2 separate regions of the Homo sapiens genome follow, and region 1 is linked to region 2. Evidence: chromatin contacts called from ENCODE Hi-C or POLR2A ChIA-PET data. All regions are on one chromosome and are shown on one strand. The core of a region is the stretch at or near the end of the contact, and the rest is flanking DNA. Distances in the headings are between cores, read along the strand shown.

What was found. Hi-C counts contacts between places; a loop is a spot of excess contacts on that map. ChIA-PET counts read pairs that join two places held with the same protein, here RNA polymerase II (POLR2A). Pooled maps may share reads with other maps.
Region 1: a map of naive thymus-derived CD4-positive, alpha-beta T cell shows a loop between it and region 2 (5-fold over the local background). The contact joins two enhancer-like sites. A Hi-C loop is called at or near these places in 3 of 168 maps with a recorded cell type or tissue (CD4-positive, alpha-beta memory T cell and naive thymus-derived CD4-positive, alpha-beta T cell) and 8 of 50 pooled maps. POLR2A ChIA-PET finds 5 or more read pairs at or near these places in 5 of 52 experiments (AG04450, H1, HEK293 and 2 more).

What each region holds. Positions count from the first base shown.
Region 1 is chr11:72,513,981-72,520,710 of GRCh38, forward strand. No RefSeq gene overlaps it. Among named protein-coding and RNA genes, the nearest start is that of LINC01537, 53 kb to the right of the region's middle. Within about 2 kb of position 5,416, at least 3 of the 41 ENCODE cell types and tissues checked have a DNase peak (open chromatin) inside an H3K27ac peak, as active enhancers do.
Region 2 is chr11:72,481,976-72,489,035 of GRCh38, forward strand. No RefSeq gene overlaps it. Among named protein-coding and RNA genes, the nearest start is that of CLPB, 51 kb to the left of the region's middle. Within about 2 kb of position 1,841, at least 5 of the 41 ENCODE cell types and tissues checked have a DNase peak (open chromatin) inside an H3K27ac peak, as active enhancers do.

The sequences.
Region 1 (6,730 bases), core at 4,166-6,665, 36 kb after region 2:
GTATGTACAGGGAAAAAAACAGTATATATAGGGTTCAGTACTATCCATGGTTTCAGGCATCCACTTGGGGTCTTAGAATGTATCCTCCATGGATAAGTAGGGACTACTGTATGCAGACACACATGCACACACATTATATGGATTGCTTTATCCATCTTTATATGGCTTTTTTCTCTGTTTATGGCATTTTACTTTACAGAGTTTCATATTTTAAATAATCAAATAGTTGAATTTTCAATTATGGCCTTGTCAAAACAAAGCTGAGTTTAATGCTAATGGAGGTAAGAGAGAACGCTATCTCAATAGGGTCTCAATAACATCTCAGAGGAGGAAGGGCAAAGTTAGGGTGTTGAGACTTTCTGAGGTCTCGAAGTCTGATCTAAGACAGGGACTTGGTTAGTATTGAATACGAATCCTAATAAAATGGAAGTAGATTGGTGAACACAGCAAACTGAGAGTTTTGAGGCAAAGTGTTCACAGAGTCTTGGGGTATAAACTGTCATTTGATGCTTTTTTTTGAGAGCAGATGGGCCACTCAGGAAGTTCCTCAAATTGATAATACTGTATCTGTGTTTAAAACTTTTATCTTCTTGGACAAGAGTTTCCTGGAATCATACAGTTATGCTGATAAAGAGGGGAATTGTGAAGTCAATTAACGTAGACAGTAAGCTGTGTGAACATAGATGATTTTGGTTCTTAGTGTCCCCTCTTGTGGTCATTCTTCAACCTTTGCTGATTGGCAGACCATTAATATGTGGGACTGGGATCAATAAAGATTTTCACTACTCTTTGAGGTGTCTGAATTACATGCCCAATTTCCAGGAGTGGTGGTTTTGACCTCTGTTAAGTATCAGTGTTCCCTGTTCTTTTTGCTGGGTGATCATTCCTTAGATCACTTGATGAGACAGCACAGCAAAGCAGCATTTGAGTCTGGAGATCACACATCTGAACACTGCAACATATAATCAGTTTGGTTATATGCTTCAGTCAATTCATGAGCAAATTGTAGGTGGATGTTGGTTTCATACTAAAGAGTGACTAAGGACGTGAAAATTATCCCCAAAAGCTCACCCCAGAAGTCCTACCCAAAGCAATTAGGCAAAAGAAAGATGTAAAAAACATCCAAATAGGAAGACAGGAGGTCAAACTATCTCTCTTAGTGGATGATATGATTCTATACCTAGAAAACCCCATAGTCTCTGCCCAAAGGCTTCAAGGCCTGATAAACAACATCAGCAAAGTTTCAGGATACAAAACCAATGTACAAAAATCTGTAGCATTTATATACACTAATAACATCCAAGCTGAGAGCCAAATCAAGAACACAATCCCACTCACAATAGCCATAAAAAGAATAAAATACCGTCAAACTGGCCATACTACCCAAAGCAATTTACAAATGCAGTGGTATTCCTATCAAACTACCAATGATATTATTTACAGAATTAGAAAAAAGTATTCTAAAATTCATATGGAACCAAAAAAGAGCCCGAATAGCCAAAGGAATTCTAAGCAAAAGAATAAAGCTGGAGGCACCACATTACCTGACTTGAAACTATACTACAAAGCTACAGTAACCAAAACAGCATGTTACTGGTACAAAAACAGACACATAGACCAATGGAACAGCATAAAGAACCCAGAAATAAAGCTGCACACCTAAAACCATCTGATCTTCAACAAAGTCAACAATAATATGCAATGGGGAAAGGATTCCCTATTCAATAAATGCTGCTGGGATAACTGGCTAGCCACAAACAGAAGGTTGAAACTGGACCCCTTCCTTTCATGATATACAAATATCAACTCAAGATGGATTAAAGAATTAAATGTAAGACCTCAAACTCTAAGAATCCCAGAAGAAAACTTAGGAAATATCGTTCTGGACATTGGGTTTGGCAAAGATTTCATGACAAAGTCTCCAAAAGCAACAAAAACAAAAATTGACAAGTGGGACCTAATTAAACTAAAGAGCTTCTGCACAGCAAAAGAAACTATCAACAGAGTAAACAGACAACCTAAAGAATGGGCTAAAATATTTACAAACTATGCATCTGACAAAGATCTAATATTCAGAATCTATAAGAACTTAAATCAACAAGCAAAAAACAAACAACCCCATGGGAAAAAAATGGGTAAAGGACACGAACAGACACTTCTCAAAAGAAGATATACACACAACCAACAAGCATATGAAAAATTGTTCAATGTCACTAATCATTAGAGAAATGCAGCCACAATGAGATACCATCTTGCACCAGTCAGAATGGCTATTATTTTTTTAAAAATGTTGGCAAGGTGTGAAGAAAAGGGAATGCTTATACACTGCTGGTGCGCATTTAAATTAGTTCAGTCACTGGAGAATGCAGTTTGGAGATTTCTCAAAGAACCTAAAACAGAACTACCATTTGACCCAGCAATATAATAACTGGCTATACACCCAAAGGAATGTAAATTGTTTTACCAAACACATATATTCACTCTCCTGTTTACCATAGCACTATTCACAATAGCAAAGACATAGAATTAACATAGATGCCCATCAACAATGGAATGGATAAAAAAATGCAGTATAGATACACCATGGAATATTACACGGCCATTAAAAAAGAATGAGATCATGCCTTATGCAGCAACATGAATGGAGCTGGAAGAATTATCCTAAGTGAATTAACACAGGAACAGAAAATCAAATATTGCATGTTCTCACTTATAAGTGGGAGCTAAGCACCAAGTACACATGGACACAAAGATGGGAACAATAGACACTGGGGCCTACTTGAGGGGAAGAGTGGGAGGAGGATAAAGCTCAGAAAACTACCTATTGGATACATCATCATTTGTACACCAAACCCCAGTGACACACAATCTACTTATGTAACAAACCTGCACATGGACCCCCTGAACCTAAAATAAAAGTTGACAGAAAAAAAGCTCATCTGTCCTTCCTTTGCCTTGCCCTAATTCTCTCAAATTCTAACACCCTCAAATGGCTCAGGTAATCGGTTAAAACCAAGTGTATGGGGAAAGGATCTACAGCAATCTCTGCTTTTTTCAGGACCTACCTCTAAGCCACAAGCCACACACACACACACACACACACACACACACACACACACACACACATATCAATTCCATGGAAAGAAAACATAAAAGGGCGAGAGCATTTTGTTCTCAGACACTATTGTCAGAGAGGGACAGGGACCAAATCAAGGATCTGCAGGAGACCAGATATTGACAAGTCTGAACTCGGCCCTCTGAAGAGCGGAAGAAGGGTCTCTGAAGGTGAGGAAATTAGGAATGTCCCCTGAGGAGACATTGGTATTAGGATGGGGCTGGGAGACGATCTGAGGGTTGGGGTGACTGAGGTAGGGGGCTTATATGTCAAGAGGCAAAGTCTAGTTCTGTGCAAGAAATATTCCATGTAGAGAGGTGGGGTCAGATCTGGAAAAAGGAAAACAGCTAAAAGGACAGGAATCTCTGTTGGTAACAAGTTTCCCAGTTGAGTTCTTATGCACTCAAACCTTGAGAACCACTGTGAGTAGAGGATAAGGAGCTGCTAAGTGATTTTAAAGTAGATAGGATGTAAAAGCAAAGTATTTTCTCATTAGCGGTGTCTTAACTCGGGGCCAGTCAAAATCTTCCTCCGGGGGATTTTAACAATTTAAGGAGGATAGCTCTAGTCTTAGAAATACTTAAAGAAGGCTGGGCATGGTGGCTCATGCTTGTAATCTCAGCACTTTGGGAAGCTGAGGCAGGAGGATCCCTTGAGCCCAGGAGTTCAAGACCAACCTGAGCAACATAGGGAGACCCGGTCTCTATAAAAATTTAAAAAATTAGCCGGGCATGGTGGTGTATGTCTGTAGTCCCAGCTACCCAGGAGGCTGAAGTAGGGGGATCACTTCAGCCTGGGAGGTCGAAGCTGTAGTGAGCCATGACGTGCCACTGTACTCCAGCCTGGGTGACAGAGCAAGACCCTGCCTCTAAAAAATAAAAGTCCTTAAACAAGGGTATATTAAATAGAAGCTTTTACAATTTTGCCTGAAGATCAAAGATTAGAATTTACTCCATATATAGAGACATTGGATAAATACAAATATTCATTACCCTAATGCTATACAATTTAAAAATTCTAAGAATCAATTAAGAATGTTAGAATAATATAATCAAAGTATAAGATGACTAAACAATTAAATTAAAAAGTAGTTATTTGAGGTATGTGTCAGACAGCAAAACTTTAAGTGGTGCTCAGATATTTTAGGTGGAAATTTTCTCATAGAGTCATATAATTTTCAAACACAGAAGACCAGTTTTTATCATTATAGCACATTTCAATTTGCAAAAAATTTCATTTGAACAGCCATGTTTATATTAATTTTGTATAGTGCTTTAGTTGTTCAATATTAGTGAAGAAATCTAAATTTTCACATAAAATCAAAATATGCCATGCTTAAAATTCCCAATCTTGCATTCTATAAAAAAAGCACTTATTATACAGAGAAAAATATAAAATTACTTCTTTTAGAATTAAGGAGAAATTTTAAATTTTTAGTTATAATTTCATTTAAGTCATTTTTTGAGGTTTAACAGTATTTAATACAAAGGCTCCCAAATTCAGAATACAAATTTTAGAAGAAAAACATCCATAGAATTATTACTATTATTTAATAAAAGAAAGCAGGATGTGGTTGGTTCAGACTTGGCCCCCATATTTTTGATTGCCCTAGAATCATGCTGACTCTGTGACAGGATTAAATTTGATTAAAAAAAATTATTTCAAGGGTACCATTCTTGGCTGGGTGCAGCGGCTCATGCCTGTAATCCCAGCACTTTGGGAGGCCAAGAGGGTGGGGATCAACTGAGGTCAGGAGTTTGAGACCAGCCTGGCCAACATGGCGAAACCCCGTCTCTGCTAAAAATACAAAAATTAGCTGGGTGTGGTGGCACACACCTGTAATCCCAGCTACTTGGGAGGCTGAGGCAGGAGAATCACTTGAACCCAGGAGGCAGAGGCTTCAGTGAGCCGAGATTGCGCCACTGCACTCTAGCCTGGGGAACAAAGCGAGACTCCATCTCAAAAAAAATTACCATTTTTTAGAACTTGAAACATAATTTTTATTCAATGCAATATATTCCTATCAATTATGGCTCCCCAAGTGCTTTTTGTCTGAAAGAAATTCTTTACCTACCATATTCATAGAATTTTCACAATTAGACATCAATTTCAGTATATTCTTAATGCTTCCGGCTAGACTAGGATTCTTTGTCATCCCCGACTTTCTGCAGTGTAGGGAACTGGGAAAGCTGCAAACACTCAAATTGTTGTTGTGGGCTGGTTGGGGTTCTTGACTTTGCCATACAAAAGAATTTGAGAGCAAGTCCGTAGTAAGAGTAGGCAAAGAAGTTTATTGCAAAGTGAAAGTACACTCTGAGAGGCAAAGGAGGCTGCTTAAAACTAGAGACAGCAACTAGTGCCTGAGGAGCGATTCCTTTTGTACTGACAACTTTGAGAGATATTCAGAAGTATTGACTTAAATTTGAGCCCCATGTTAACACAACTTTGAGAAGAATTTTTTTAAAAGCATTTGTGAAAGGACTTGCAATATTTCTCTATGGGAAAGTAAAATGTTAGGGGTTAGGAAGTATCTGCCAAAACGTAGTCTGTTTCTCTCACTGGCAGTCTGCATGACACGTGGCTCTGCCTATTACCAGGATGGATTGTTTTAATACCAGTGCCCTACCCGGAGCCAGATGTCAGAGTCACCTCATCCCTGGTGCAGGACCCAGGCAAAGCTCTTTACAAGGACTCCTGGTTAACTGTTCAGGAAGCAGTGTACATAGGAGCCTAGACTTCCAGATTTGAAGTAGGGATTCATTAACACAGAACGGATGCATCAGCACACTCACAATGAAACTTATGTTCACACTTCACATTGTCTTATGTTTATTTGCAGTTATTTTTGAACTTGAAGATGGCATATCTTCCAGCCATAGCAGTTCACTTCTTCATGTTAATTTGGTGGCTAACACAACAGATAATATCTACCACCCACTCCCAACCTACATCCTGCTAATCTTGCTTTTCTCACATCTTGGAGACAATAGAGTTTGCAGAGTTGAGTCTGTGGCTAGAGCTGGTCAGAGAGCATGAATCTGAAAGATATTTCTAAAATAGCACCAGTAGGCCAAGCAGGGTGGCTTACGCCTATAATCCCAGCACTTGGGAGGCCAAGGCAGGCAGATCACTTGAGGTCAAGAGTTAGTGAAAATACAAAATCAGCGGGGCATAGTGGTGCACACTTGTAATCTCAGCTACTCAGGAGGCTGAGGCAGGAGAATCACTTGAACTCGGGAGGCAGAGGTTGCAGTAAGCCGAGATCATGCCACTGCACTCCAGCCTGGGGAACAAAGCAAGACTCTGTCTCAAAATAAGAAAAAAAAATAGCACTACTAAACAGAACAGTCACAAAGCTTAGCTTTTCTCTTTATACTACTAATAGTGTCATAAGATGGTTCATACATGTGCCATACATGAGTCCTATGAGGGGAACCTGTGAAATTTCATACTGAGCTAAAGCCCATGCTGTGGGCTCTGGGCAGCTTGCAACACACTTTCCCAGCAGGTCAAGGGCCTCTACTCCTTCTTTTTTTTTTTTGAGATGGAGTCTCGCTCTGTTGCTCAGGCTGGAATGCAGTGGCACAATCTGGGCTCACTGCAACCTCCACCTCC
Region 2 (7,060 bases), core at 591-3,090:
AGAGCTGGGATTATAGGCGTGAGCCACTGTGCCCAGTGGGACTGGATTATTCTTTATCGAGGGGCTGTCATGTGCATTGTAGGATATTTGGCAGCATCCTTGGTCTATCCCCACTAGACTGCAATAGCATTCCTCCTTCCAAGTTGTGACAACCAAAAATGTCTCCAGACATTGCCAGATGTCCCCTTTTTGGCAAAATCACCCCTACTTAAGAACCACTATTTTAGACAAATCCATCTTCCTTCCCCACTGGATATATAATTGATCACAAAGTCTGTTGAATCCACATTCTTGAATTATCTTTCAAATCCATTTCCTCTTCTCTGTCGCCAGTGTTCCCAGTTTTCCAAGGGAATGCACAAGGCTCTTCTTAAGGTTTGGACGGAGTCCAGGTTTGGAAGAGTAACCCTGGAGCAAGGTATTAGCCAAGGCTGGGATTACAGTAGCCCATGCTGGCCACTGGGTGGTGTCAGTACAGCACCAAACCTGGAACCAAGAGGCGCGCTCAGAGCCAGGACCCTGCATTGCCCTAGAAGCAGCCGGACATGACACCACCCAGGCTAAGTCAGTAACATTTGGCACCATCTATCTACAGAGTGCCTACTGTGCACTGGGCACTCCAGAAGGTGCTTTACCCATAATAATAAGAAGCATAGTTAACCGTTATTGAACATTTCCTCCATGCTAGACCCTGGGTTCTGTGCTTTGCGTGGATTATATTCTTGAATTCTCACAACAATCCTAAGAAATAGGCAAGGCATATTTTGCCGGGCGCTGTGGCTCATGCCCGTAATCCCAGCACTTTGGGAGGGTGAGGCGGGCGGATCACGAGGTCAGGAGATCGAGACCATCCTGGCTAACATAGTGAAACCCCATCTCTACTAAAAATACAAAAAAATTAGCCGGGCGTGGTGGCAGGTGCCTGTAGTCCCAGCTACTCGGGAGGCTGAGGCAGGAGAATGGCGTGAACCCGGGAGGCAGAGCTTGCAGTGAGCCAAGATTGCGCCACTGCACCCCCAGCCTGGGTGACAGAACGAGACTCCCTTTCAAAAAAAAAAAAAAGAAACAGGCAAGTTCATTTATTTATTATCTCATTTCACAGATAAGAAAACAGAGGTACAGAGAAGTTAAGAAACTGGAAAAAAATCATATTTAATTCTTTCAAAAACGTTCAATAAATTCATTTAACTATTGGACATCTACTGTGTGCCATGTACTCTTGTAGATATGAGGGGTTTTTTTTTGTTTGTTTGTTTTTTTGAGACTGAGTCTCACTCTGTCACCAGGCTGGAGTGCAGTGGCGTGGTCTCGGTTCACTGCAACCTCCGCCTCCCTGGTTCTAGCGATTCTCCTGCCTCAGCCTCCCGAGTAGCTGGGACTACAGGCGCAGCCACCACGCCCGGCTAATTTTTTGTATTTTTAGTAGAGATGGGGTTTCGCCATGTGAGCCAGGATGGTCTCGATCTTTTGACCTCGTGATCCACCTGCCTTAGCCTCCCAAAGTGGTGGGATTACAGGAGTGAGCCATCACGCCCGGCCACGAAGTGATATTTTTAACCCCATATTATATGAGAGGAAGTAGATCTCAGAACATGAGTGTTATAGTCCAGGTTTGCACAGCTTGCTGAGTCAGTATTTTAACTCAGGGCTATGTGTCTGATTCCAGCACCTCCCTCTGCACCCGTATTAGAACACATTGAGAAGGCTCCCCAAGCCATGCCTCCTGTTGGCCTATCTCTCGCTGATCTGCTCCACAGTGGAACCCTCACATGCATCTACATGTTTCAGACAAGGCTCTGGGCACCCAAAGATTAACAAGACAGACCCAGAGCTTGCTTTCATAGAGCCCACAGTTAGGGGGTGCTCAGGGAAGACAGCTGTTCAAACAACTCATTCCAGAAGTTGTTATGTACAATTGTGCTGACTGCTAGAAAGGAAAAGCACGGGACAGGAAGTTGTGAAATAGTTTCAGGGAAGCCATACTTGTGTAGGAAGTCAGGTCGAACTTCATGGGAAAGGGGAATTTAGGCTGAGAGTTCAAAATTGAATAGCAGTTGATTGAGCAGTGAGTCATGGAGGAACTGTCTATACTAGAAATGAAAAGGCTTTGAGGCTGGGAAAGAACTTGGCCCTAATGGTCAGAAGGGTGAAGGGCAGTGAGCAAGGGATAAATAATAAAAATCATAATTCATAGAGGTAAGTGCAACTAATGTTTCCACGTGTCTTATTCTAACCAATTCTGGTTAAGAATATGGGTTCTGGAGCCAGACAGGCTGGGTTTGAATCCTAGCTCCACCATATTGGTTGTATGGCACTGGGCAAGTTCCACCTTCTCTGTGTCTCTATTTCATCATCTGTAAAATGGGAGCAAAATTGTCCCTATCTTTTCAGGCTGCTGTGAGAATTAAATGAGTTAATATACGTAAAGCACTTAGTAAAGCACCTGGCACATGGTAAGTGCTATTTTTTATTACTACTCTTATACAGTTTGATACATAGAAATTTACATTCGATACATACAAATTTATATTCTACTCTCGTTGTTTTACAAGAAAGCATCTCCCCATGTGGTTAAAAACTTCTTTGTAAATGCACACTGTGTATGATTACATATGTTTGTAAGAGCATGGAGGAAAGCTAAATGCCTCTCAGAGTGGTAACGTGGTTACTTCAAAGAGAAGAGGGTGGGAGGACTTCATCCACTTTTTCTTTATGCAACTCTTTATTGCTCCTCTGGGAACAAAAAAAAAGAGAAAAAACCACCTAAAGAATAGAACAGAGAGCCCAGAAACAGACCCACACATATATTTATGTGTGGGATTCATGACAAAGGTTCCATTCCAATTTATCAGTTATTTAAATAAATGGGTTGATGGGATAACTAAGCTGAAAAATTGAACCTTGACTCCTTCCTCGCAACTACCAGAAATTAATTTAGAATGGATCGTAGACTTAAATGTGGAAGCTAAAATAAAGCAATCAAGCCTCTAGGAGAATATGGGTGGAAAAGAGTTCCTAGACAGAACATAAGATTGATAAATTGGATTTTACCAAAATTAAGAACTTCTGTTCACCAAAAGACACCATTAAGAGAGCAAAAAGGGGCCAGGTATGGTGGCTCACGCCTGTAATCCTAGCACTTTGGGAGGCTAAGGTGGGTAGATCACCTAAGGTCAAGAGTTCGAGACCACCCTGGCCAACATGGAGATACCCCATCTCTATTAAAAACACAAAAATTAGCCAGGCATGTGGTGCATGCCTGTAATCCCAGCTACTCGGGAGGCTGAGGTGGGAGAATTGCTTGAATCCAGGAGGTGGATGTTGCAGTGAGCTGAGATCATACCACTGCACTCCAGCCTGGGAAACAGTGAGTCTGTTTCAAAAAAAAAAAAAAAAAGCGAAAAGGCAACTCATAGACTGGGAGCAAATATTTGCAGTACATATATCTGACAAAGGAATCATACTAGATATTTAAATAATATGTATGAAATATCATATGTAATATTCACGACATCAGTAGGAATATATATAAATATAGCATACATGTGAAAAATTAAACAGCAATGAGAATAGTGAACTACTAACATGATACATGAAAAATATGGATGAATCTCAAAGACAATGTTAAATGAAAGAAGCCAGACATACAAAAAGTGTATATTATGTGATTCCATTTATATGACATTTTAAAATAGGATAAACTAATATATGGTGGTAGAGATCAGAATAGCAGTTACTGTTGGAGTGGGTACTGATTAGTAGGAGGCACAAGGATGTCTTTTGGGGTGCCAGAAATGTTCTGTATTTTTTTGGTGGAGGGTGATGGAGTTTTGCCCTTTTTGCCCAGGCTGGAGTGCAATGGTGCAATCTCGGCTCACTGCAACCTCTGCCTCCCGGGTTCAAGCAATTCTCCTGCCTCAGTCTCCTGAGTAGCCGGGACTACAGGCACACACCAACATGCCCAGCTAATTTTTGTATTTTTAGTAGAAATGGGTTTTCACCATGTTGGCCAGGCTGGTCTCAAACTCCTGGCCTCCCAAAGTGCTGGGATTACAGGCGTGAGTCACCAGGCTTTGCCAACGTTCTGCATCTTGATCTGGGTGATAGTTCCACAGGTGCACACATAAGTAAAACGTTATTAACCTTAGGATTTCTACACTTTGCTGATGTAAGTTGTATTTCAATAAAAAGCCTTTTTGTTTTGAGGCGGAGTCTCGCTCTGTCGCCTAGCCTGGAGTGCAGTGGTGCGATCTTGGCTCACTGCGAGATCTGCCTCCCGGGTTCACGCCATTCTCCTGCCTCAGCTTCCCAAGTAGCTCGGACTACAGGCGCCTGCCACCACGCCCAGCTAATTTTTTTTGTATTTTTAGTACAGACGGGGTTTTACTGTGTTAGCCAGGATGGTCTCGATCTCCTGACCTTGTGATCTGCCCACCTCGGCCTCCCAAAGTGGTGAGATTACAAGCGTGAGCCATTGCGCCCAGCCTAAAAAGTCTTTTTAAAGTCTTAGAAATAAAATTCAAAGGTGAATAATTTAGTGTAAATCATAATTAACCACACAAAGAAATAAGGTATCATGGGCAAGGACTAGTAGAAATGAAAACAGAGAGATTCAGAAGACAAAAAATCCAGTAATGGAATTATCAGAGTTTATATAATAACATGCTCCATAAGTATAAATAAACGACAGAAATGCTTGAGAAGCATGTGTAGGAAATGAGAAACTATAAAGAATTGCAAAGCAGACTTGAAAAAGAGAAAAATAGACTTTCTAGACATAAAGTCATAAAATAATTATAATTGAAAACTCAGTATATAGAACTCCCTTTTCCCTGAAGATGAAATAGGTGTACTTTTCCCTATTCTTCCTGCCAAGTACAGCTAAAGTCCCTGTACATTATATGTAAAATAAACATTAGACTTTGGAAGATGTGCAGAAGAAGGGAGACCAGATAGGGACTTTGGGACTGAAGGAGTGACACAGTAATGAGTTCTCTACATTTTCTTCCTGCCTCATATATCCCAGACTTGGAAGTGAAGAAGCGAGCAGTTTGCAAATGCCAACATGCACAGACAAGGAAAGGCCCAACAAAGGCTTGCTCTTTCCAGCCAGAAGACCAGGAAAGGAGAACGCAGAAAGACAGAAAACTTCTAAACAGTAACTGCTATACTCTAGCCAAACACCAAAGAAAAACTGTGATTCCTCCACCACCCATGTCTGCAAAGGCCAAGTGGGGAGTGTAGATTTACACTACTCGACACTAATGAAGCACCCCAACCCCTGCGGGGTAATGTCAGAGAAGACTGAGTAGGGAGCTGGGACTCTCATCCCTGCTAGATAGTAACAAGTTTCCCTCCCCACTGCAGTGTCAGTGAGGACCACGTTGGGAGTCATACCTGGCAGTCATGAGGAGCTCTTCTCCTTATGTGTCAATGGAGGCTGGGTGGAGAACTTGCACTTCTAGCCCTGACTGGTAATAATCAGGTGGTGCCACCCTGTTATCCCCTGCTGGAGTGGTTATTTAAAAAACAGCTAAAACAGATAATTTAAATACAATTCAGATTCTTATAACATAATATCTAAAATGTACAGGTTTAATAGAAAGCCACTTGCTGTACTATGTTAGTCTGCTCAGGCAGCCGTAACAAAATACTATAGACTGGATGGTATTTATTTATTTCTCAGAGTTCTGGAGGCTGAAAAGTCTCCAGATCAAGGTGCCAGCCCAATCAGTTCCTAGTGAGGGCTGTCTTCCTGGCTTTCAGACGACAGCCTTCTCACTCGGTCCTCATGTGGCCTTTCCTCTCTGCTCACAAGAGGAAACAGACAGCAAGTTCTCTGCTGTCTCTTGTTATAAGGGCACTAATCTCATCAGACAAAGGGCCCATCCTCATGACTACATCTAACCCTAATTATCTCCCAAAGGCCCCATTTTAAAATACCAGCACATTGGGGGTTAGGGGTTCAACATGTTAATTTGTAGGACTCAAACATTTAGTCCATGACACAAACCAAAAACCAGAAAGATCCTAAACTTAATCAAAATGGACAATGCATAGATGCCATCAGCAAGATGACAGAAATGTCAGAATTATCTGATAAAGATTTTAAAGCAGTATTGTAAAAATCACTTAATGAGAAATTATGAACACACTTGAAACAAATGAAAAAATGGACTGTCTAAGCAGACAGATAAAAGGGGAAGGAACAAATGGAAATTTTAAAATGGAAAAGTACAATGACTGAAATAAAAACACTCAGTGGATAGACTCAACAACAGAATAGAGGAGACAGAAAAAAAACCAGTGAACTGGAAAATAGAACATCAAAAATTGCCCAATTGTAACAACAGTGAGAAAATAGACTGAAAAAAACATTAACATGGCCTTAGAGACCTGTGAGACCCTAGCAAAAGATGGAACATTGCTGTCATACAGCCCCAGGAGAGGAGAAAGAGAGTGAGGCTAAAATGGTATTGAAGACATAATGGCTGAAAATTCCCCGAATTTGGCAAGAGACATAAACCTACAGAGTTAAAAAGCTGAGAAAAACCCACACAGGATAAATCTAAAGAAATCCACATCATGGCACATTAAAGCCAAATTTCTGAAAACTGAAGACAAAGAAAAAATCTTGCAAGGTACAGTGGCTCATGCCTGTAATCTCAGCACTTAGGGAGGCCAAGGTGGGAGGACGGCTTGAGACCAAGAGTTTGAGACCAGCCTGGGCAGCATAGCGAGACCCTGTCTCAATTTAAAAAAGAATATATATATAAAATATATATGTGTGTGTGTGTGTGTGTATGAATAAAAAAAGTAAAAACAATCTTGAAAGCAGCAAGAGAGAAATAACATCTTGTATATAGGGCAAAAATAATTCAAATGACTGCCAATTTCTCATCAGAAACAATGGAGGCCAGAAGAAAATGGCACAACCTTTTTCAAGTGCTGAAAGAAAAGAACTGTTGACCTAGAATCTTATATCCAGTGAAAATATCATTCAGGAATGAAGTAGAAATCAAGACATTTATGAACAAAGGAAAATAAAGGAAGCAAAGGA